Linked DNA regions of Homo sapiens: region 2 is linked to region 1. A link is an interaction called in ENCODE POLR2A ChIA-PET data of the cell type or tissue named here. Cell type or tissue: MCF 10A. All regions are shown on one strand. Region 1 overlaps LINC01483 (long intergenic non-protein coding RNA 1483). Region 2 overlaps LOC105371881 (a long non-coding RNA gene).

What was found. ChIA-PET counts read pairs that join two places held together with the same protein. Peaks named below come from ENCODE experiments on the same cell type or tissue, not always from the same donor. Only the 100,000 strongest peaks of a DNase experiment are listed, where the experiment ranks them.
Region 2: POLR2A ChIA-PET joins it to region 1 with 5 read pairs; 2 of 35 experiments call an interaction of 5 or more read pairs at or near these places.

What each region holds. Positions count from the first base shown.
Region 1 is chr17:69,777,645-69,781,644 of GRCh38, forward strand. All of the region lies in intron 3 of LINC01483 (long intergenic non-protein coding RNA 1483), which reads left to right. Among named protein-coding and RNA genes, the nearest start is that of LINC01497, 180 kb to the right of the region's middle. In MCF 10A, no CTCF peak of the experiment used is centred here; a DNase peak (open chromatin) is centred at 2,227.
Region 2 is chr17:69,998,725-70,002,724 of GRCh38, forward strand. All of the region lies in intron 1 of LOC105371881 (a long non-coding RNA gene), which reads right to left. Among named protein-coding and RNA genes, the nearest start is that of LINC01497, 39 kb to the left of the region's middle. In MCF 10A, no CTCF peak of the experiment used is centred here; no DNase peak of the experiment used is centred here.

The sequences.
Region 1 (4,000 bases):
TTGCTTCAATTTTATTTTGAACTAATTTTGACTTGGAGAAAAGTTGCAAAAATAGTAAAAAGAGAGTTCTATACCACTTATCCCACTTCCCCTTACGTTAATATCTTGCCTAACCATAGTATAATAATCATAAACAGAAAATTAATGTTGTTTCAGTAATATTAACTAAACCGAAGATTTTATTCAAATTTCACCACTTTTTCACTAATGGCCTTTCTCTGTTTTAAAATTCTGCTTTTACTTTTGGAGGCCGAGGCAGGCAGATAGCTTGAACCCAGGAGTTTGAGACCAGCCAAGACAACACAGCGTGACACTGTCTCTATGAAAAGAAAAAAGTTAGCCAGGTGTGGTGGTGTGTGTCTGTAGTCCCAGCTACTGGGGAGGCTGAGGTGGAAGGATTGCTTAAACCTGGAAAGTGAGCCGTGATCATGCTGTGATCATACCAGCCACTGCATTCCAGCCTGTGTGTCAGAGCAAGACCCTGTCTCAAAAAAAAAAAAAAAAAAAAATTAAATTAGGCCAGGCACTGTGGCTCACGCCTGTAATCCCAGCACTTTGGGAGGCCGAGGCGAGCAGATCATGAGGTCAGGAGTTCAAGACCAACCTGGCCAACATAGTGAAACCCCGTCTCTACTAAAAATACAAAAAAAAATTAGCCAGATGTGGTGGCAGGTGCCTGTAGTCACAGCTACTTGGGAGGCTGAGGCAGGAGAATCACTTGAACCCTGGAGGCAGAGGTTGCAGTGAGCCAAGATCACGCCATTGCACTCCAGCCTGGGCAATACAGCGAGACTCTGTCTCAACAACAACAACAACAACAACAACAACAACAAAATTAAATTAAAATTAAAAAGATTATGGTTTATTTTTGTCATGTCACATTACCATCAGAAATTGTATTGTTGTTTACTTTTATTTGTTAATTTTCCATTTTCTCACCAGCATATAATCTCTGTAAAGGTAACAAATTTATTTCTTGTCACTAGGCCCTCAATGTTCAGGAAATTGTCTAGCATAGAGAAGGTGCTAAATATTTGTTGAAGAAAGGAATGGATAAATGCTCCTAGAAGGCAGGGCTGATATGGCCTGCATGTTGTTTATTCATGAATTTTGAAAAGAAGCACATGCCCATGGAAGAGTTAAAAAGGGAATGATGCTGGGAAGGATAATTTTTTCCTTTTGTTAGCTGATTACTTCTCTACTATTATGGGATGCTTTCGTGTCCATCAAATATTTAGCAAAAGGTGATGAAAGGTGGGAATGTTCTAGCAGATTCTGGGTGCCTGGAATCTACCAATCAATGGTAGAATGAAATGCGAACGGTAACTCAAATTGCAACTTAAAGCATCTGCTTAAAAAGCCCCACAAAAACTTGAAGAGATTGCCAATGCAATGGAAGAAAAATGGCTTCTGGGAATAAAATGTTGTAATCTGTCTTTAGCTACTCCTATGATCAAGTGTAAAATTTGGATATCTGCATGTAAACATGTGTTGATTCACAATTAGAAAAAGAGATTCAACATTTTAAACTAACCTGATAACAATTTTTCTATAAAACACCACTTAGACAATTTTTGCTTTGTCTGAATAATGCGTACTAGCTATTGTAAGTTATCAATCTTGGAATTTTCACCCCCTCCAACAAGCTCCTCAAAACTATGATCTCTTATAATGTTGCCAAGCCTTTTCAGATGATTCTCTGGCTTAAATTTGATATTTGCTTATTATGGAGTAGAAAAAGTCATCTGAAATTTGATCATGACTTCTGGGAAATGGAGTCTTTTTCTTTTCATCTTATTTTCTGTAAGTTAAAGAAAATGGAAAACTTTCTATGTGTAAGTGATACCATTAAATGTGATTTACATTCAGAAAGACAGCTCTTGATGGTATAAACTGCGTTGGCCTTTGTACAGAAAGACACAGAGGAACAAAACAATGAGCGCCTCTCCATAAATAAGATATATCAGAGTTATAATGGATAAGTTTACTTTTCTTCACTAGGAAAACATGAATCACTTTATAAATCTCTTTTTTAAATCATATCAAATTTAAGGTTTCTTTCTCTTGGGTTAGAAGAAGAATTTTAGCTATTTCCTATGCGAAAAAGGAATTATTTGTTTAACTACTCAGTTAGTTTGTCCAGTCAGGCTTTTGTTACGTAAAGAAGGTTACCCAAAGTTAAAGTGTGAAGCAACTTGTACTATTGTTTGTGTTAGTCACGATTCTCCAGAGAAACAGAACCAATAGGATCTATGCATATCTATGAGGAGATTTCTTTTGAGAATTAACTCATGTGACTACAGAGGCCTAGAAGTCCCACCTTCTACCGTCTGCAAATTGGAGAACCAGGAGAACCAGTGGTGTAATCCAGCCTGATTTCGAAGGCCTGAGAACGTGGGGAGCCAAGGATGTAACTTTTAGTGTGAGGTCAAAGCCCTGAGAACTGGTGGGACCATTGCTATTAAGTTCCAGAGTCCAGAGACCTGAGAACCTGAAGCCCTGATTTCTGAAGTCAAGAAAAAACAACATCCCAGATGAAGATGAGAGAGAGAGAGAATTTGCCCTTCCTCTGTCTTTTGTTCTATTTGAGTCCTCAACAATTGGATGCTGCTAATTTGCATCGTTAGGGGGCAGATCTTCTTTACCCAGTCTGCTGATTGAAATGCCAATCTCACAAACATCCAGAAATAATGTTGTATTAGCTATGAGTATTTCTTAACCCAGTCAAGTTGACAAAAATCAGCCATCACATGGTTTATTCCAGTGTATTGATAGTAATGGATTGAATTCCAGTGTGTTGATTCTAATGTATTGTTCCAATGTGTTGATTCACAATAAGAAAAAGAGATTAGTTTTAAAAGAATGTGAGAAAATGCTTTACTAAACGTCACTTAATTTGATAATTTTTGCTTTGCCTGAAGAATGCATAAAAGTTATTGTAAGTTATTGAACCCATTGTTTCCACCCCCTCCAACAAGCTCCTCAGCCTTGTCTATTCGCCCATGCTTCTAAGCAGGGTGGATGTGATGGATAGGGTGGGTCAAGAGTCAATACAAATTATTGGGTTCAGTGGATTGGAGGTGGGGATTCAAGCAAATCTTTTAAAATTTTTAGGTAGGTTGTCCTTGCTAGGGGTTCCCCAAATGTTTCTGCCAAAAGAAAACCCATATTTGTTGCCCAGTTCTGTGGCTCTAAATGGCCCCAGCTTTTGGAATCAGCCTTGGTTTTGTCCTTTGTCATGTCAGCATCTATTTTTGTCTATTCAACTTTCAAAATATCTATCCAGATTCTGATGTCTTCTGCCTCTCTCCTCGCCACTTGCTCCAAGCCTGTGCTTCCAAATTTGCCCAGTGAGAAGAATCACTTGAGAAACTTATTGAATACATGAATTGCTGAGCTCCATCTCAAGCGTATTGAATCCAAATTTTTTCAAATGTTGCAAGTCTTGTATTTTTTATTTGTCTATTTTTTAAATGGATAATATTTTAAAGGACAAATTATAGTTGCTCACATTTATGGAGCAACAATACAATATTTTGATAAATGTATACAATGTGGAATGATTAAATCAAAGTTTGTAAAGGGTCCAAGGTGACCCTTGTCAAGCAAGTATGAGATTTGCAGAAATCCACTGTCATTTTTCCTACCTGGCTTGTTGCAAAAATCTTCTAATCGATCTTCCAGCTTCAGCTCTGGTCCATTTTCTAAATGGCAATCAAAGGGGTCCTAATAAAAAGCTAGGTCATTTCTGTGTAGAATGTTACTGAGATTGCATTGAATCCATAGATCACTGGGTAGTACATATATTTTAACAATGTTAATTCTTCCAGGCCAAGAACACAGATTGTCTTCCATTTATTTATATCCTCTTCAGTTTCTTTCATTAAGGTTTTACAGTTTTCATTGCAGGTTATTTTTCACATCTTTGGTTAAATTTATTTCTAGGTATCTTTTTTTGGTAGCCATCGTAAATGGAATTGCTTTCTGTTTCTTTTTCAGA
Region 2 (4,000 bases), 220 kb after region 1:
AAAAGGGAGACCAGGATTATAATCCAAAGCCATAAAAATATTTTTGTGTCTAGGAACCTATCGTAAGAAATGCAATAATAGCTAATATGTAACTTTTTCTCTGTGCCAGACCCAGGCCAAGTGCTTCTCATAACTTAAAACAATGTTATTAAGTGAGTACTATTATTTACTTCATTCTACAGACTACCAAAGAGTATCACAGACATTAGTTAATTCATTCGGGATGGAATCAAGATGCTAATTCAGGCTACTGTCTGATAGTGAATTCACTTCTTTTTAGATTTAATAAAGATGCTTGATGTATTCCAAAAAAAAAATGAAATAGTTTTTAACAAGTGACATCTAAGAAAACTTTAAACAGTCTATATTTTTGGTCCTTACAATGTTTTTCAAATGTTTTTGTCCCATGACCATCTGTATGAGAATCACTCAAGTGGATTTGTTAAAAATATAGATTATTGGGTCCTTCCCCTAACTTATTAAATCAAAATTCTGAGATTGGGTAAGAAAATCTGAATTTTTAACAATCATTTTGGTTTATTCCGATGTACATCAAAGTGGAGCATAAATTCTAAAGGGAAAGATTAGATTTCATTAGATGACTAAGTTGGACAACAATTGTAGATGGACAGAATATAGACAAAGGTATGGCAGCTGAAAATATGGCATGCTGGGGATTTGAAAGCAAAAGTTTCCTGGGGTGTGGGGTGCATATAAGGAAGTAGCAAGATATAAGCCTTGAAAAAGTACAGGTCAAACTTCATTGAGCCTTGAGTAAAGTTGTTAGGACTTTGAACTTTCTAGGCTTTATTTGAATTGAACTATTTGGTGTTTGGGGGTAGGAAAATAGCCTATTAAAGCAGAATTTTGGCAAACTTGTCTTGTAGCCATTAAGTTGGTTGGAATGTGGATGGATTGCCAAGTGCTGACATAATTAAGCCTCTTATTTAATGCCTGGATTAATTAATATACATCACCTGATGATACTGAGTACCCAGCTATGAAAAGATTAAAGTAAAATACATTGTGGGAAAACAAAATACAACAAAATTCTGTGTAGACATTTCCTGAGTATAGATGTTGAGAGAGGAGTCCAAAAGACAAGAGCTTGGGTATCTGAGTGTCTGGACCAATGCAGCATCATTTAGTAGGAAGAGATGAATCTGAAGGAGACGCTGGTTTAATGCCAGGTGGTGGAGAATTCATTTTTACAAGTGTTGTGGTACCAGCAAAACACTCGGATCTTCAGGTCTTTAGGCAATTGGGAATTCAAGACTGAATTGAAGGTAAAATGTCACAGCCTGAGGCATAGATTTGGATGTGCTGGTGTTACTGATGGAAGGAGAACACTGAAGGTCAAGGAGCAAATAAAACACTTAGAAGATGAGAGAAACAAATAAAAGAGCAGCGCCTGGGGAACAGATATTGTGGAGAAGAGACTGAGGAAAAAAATGAACATTATTCTCAGTAAGAGCTGGATGAACTTATAGCCTGAAGTGACTCTGGTATAGTCTCATCTTAAATAGGGAAATATATACATAAACATCTTAAAATATTACCAGTGACCAGCATTATTTGTATTTCCAGAGAATTTATGGTTAAAATTAGGATCAAAGAATTTCCTACTATGGTGGTTATAAAGAAAGAAATGGACGTTACGTGTCTTCATAATCCCTCTTTAGATTACAGATCTATAGATCTTTAGATTCTCTATTGAATAATAAATTAAGTAGCGTTTGAACAAACCTAGCAAGCAAAGCACATATATCATTAAAATTATTCGATTCCCAGAGTACCAGTTATACTACTCTCAACCTAAAGGGTTCTCAGCAGTTTGTAACTGGTGACAAAAGCCTCTGCCTGAGTCAGGCACTACTTGAGAACAACTATAAAACATTCAAAAATAAAGTCTCGGCTGGGCGCAGTGGCCTGCAATCCCAGCACTTTGGGAGGCTGAGGCGGGTGGATCACCTGAGGTCAGGAGTTCAAGACCAGCCTGGGCAACATGAAAAACCCCATCTTTACTAAAAGTACAAAAATTAGCCTGGCGTGGTGGCACGTGCCTGTAATCCCAGCTACTCAGGAGGCTGAGGCAGAAGAATTGCTTGAACACAGGAGGCGGGGGTTGCAGTGAGCCAATATCATGCCATTGCACTCCAGCCTGAGCAACAAAAGCAAGACTCCATCTAAATAAATAAATAAATAAATAAATAAAAAATAAAGTCTCATTTTCCTGCATCATGAAGAGTCCTTCTCTGAAAATATCTTATTGCTGAGAACTTCCTTAAATGTGTTCTCAAGTTCAACCTGAAAGCGGAACAAGGTAAAAGTGTTTGTGTGTGTGTGTGTATGTATGTGTGTGTGTGTGTATAAAATATGTATTTATATATGCATACATACATATACATGTATGTATATATGTGCGTGTGTATATATATATATGTGTTGATATATATGTATATTGAAAACAAAAGGGAGGCCAATTTGATAGAAATATCAGAAAGGTCAAGCTCAGATGGCTCCAGCTTTTAACAAGGAGGATTTAGCAAGATCTTTTTCCTTAGAACCAGTTTCCTTTCACTGACTCTGCCTCTGGGCACACAAAAGCGTGCTGCCATGCAATGGGGAGTTAGTGTATTTGTGCATGGGGGTAAGGCTGCCTTTGATAAATATAAAACCCCATCATTATCTCATTTTGGTATCTTCTGAGATTTTCCTAAACAGATGTCATGGAAAATTCACTGGGAAAGAACATAACTTGTTACAAAAGTAACCCACAGATTTTATCTTTCTCTTTTGCCTTAAAAGTTCAAAGTTTGGAGAAAACGACTTAATTGAGATAACTTTAATAAGAAAAAGAACAGAAGGGTAATTCGTGTGGCACTGACTGGGTAGTAGTAAATGAACTGTGTTGGATGGAAATTTAAATATCCTAAACGTCCTGTGATAGTGTGTGGCACTTTAAAAGTATTCCATTTTCTTAAAGTCTTCATCATTCTCATTTTGATTGTTGCTGCGCTTCATGTATTAGGAAAATGCTGCTATGAACAGAATGGTAAGTTTGAGTTCATTTTTCCAAATGATGGCCTGACTTTTAAACGAACTATTTGCGGACTTGATACCAAAAAGGATGCATTTGCAAACAGTGAATTGACTTCAAGTCTATGACAAAGGGTAAAGAGATTGTTATTTGTCTATTAAAGAATCAAATCTTTGACTTTAATCATCATTTAAGTGCTTATTGAACTTGTTACTAAAATAAGGAAGTACTTCTAAAGGCCTGTATACTGACTGGAAAAGAGTTTATGGTAAAGCTACAACCATTAGTATGGAGCAATAAGTAGTCACTTGTGATATGCCTTCAAGATGTGGTTTCTCTCAGAATCCAAGCCTGGGTGATCTTGCAAGGCATCTGAGAATCAGCTTAATAATTTTTCCTTGGAACATTCTAAATAAATGCCCTAACCACTATCCATCTATTATAATGCTTAAAACAAAGATAGTACGAATGAATAGTGAGGATGTGAAGCAACAGGAACTCTTGTATGTTGTTCATGGGAATGCAAAATGGTACAGTCACTTTGGAAAATGGGTTGGCAGTTTCTTATAGAGTCATACATACATTTACCTATGACCCAGCAATTTTACTCTTTGGTATTTACCCAAGAAAAAAGAAAATTTAGTAAAAACTTGTACATGAATGGTTGCAGCAACTATATTCATTACTGCTAAAATCTGGAAACAATCCAAATGTTTTTCAATTGTTGAATGGATAAACAAACCATGAGATATCCATGCAATTAAATTAATTGACTAAGCAACAAGGGTGAATCCCAAATGCTTTCTTCTAAGTGAAACAAAATAGACCCAAGAGGCTACACATATACTGAATAATTCAATTTATATGACATTCTGGAAATGTCAAAAAAATGATGAGGAAGGAGAACAGATCAATGGTTGCCTGGGGTTGGGAATGGAGGACGAGTTGACTGAAAAAGGA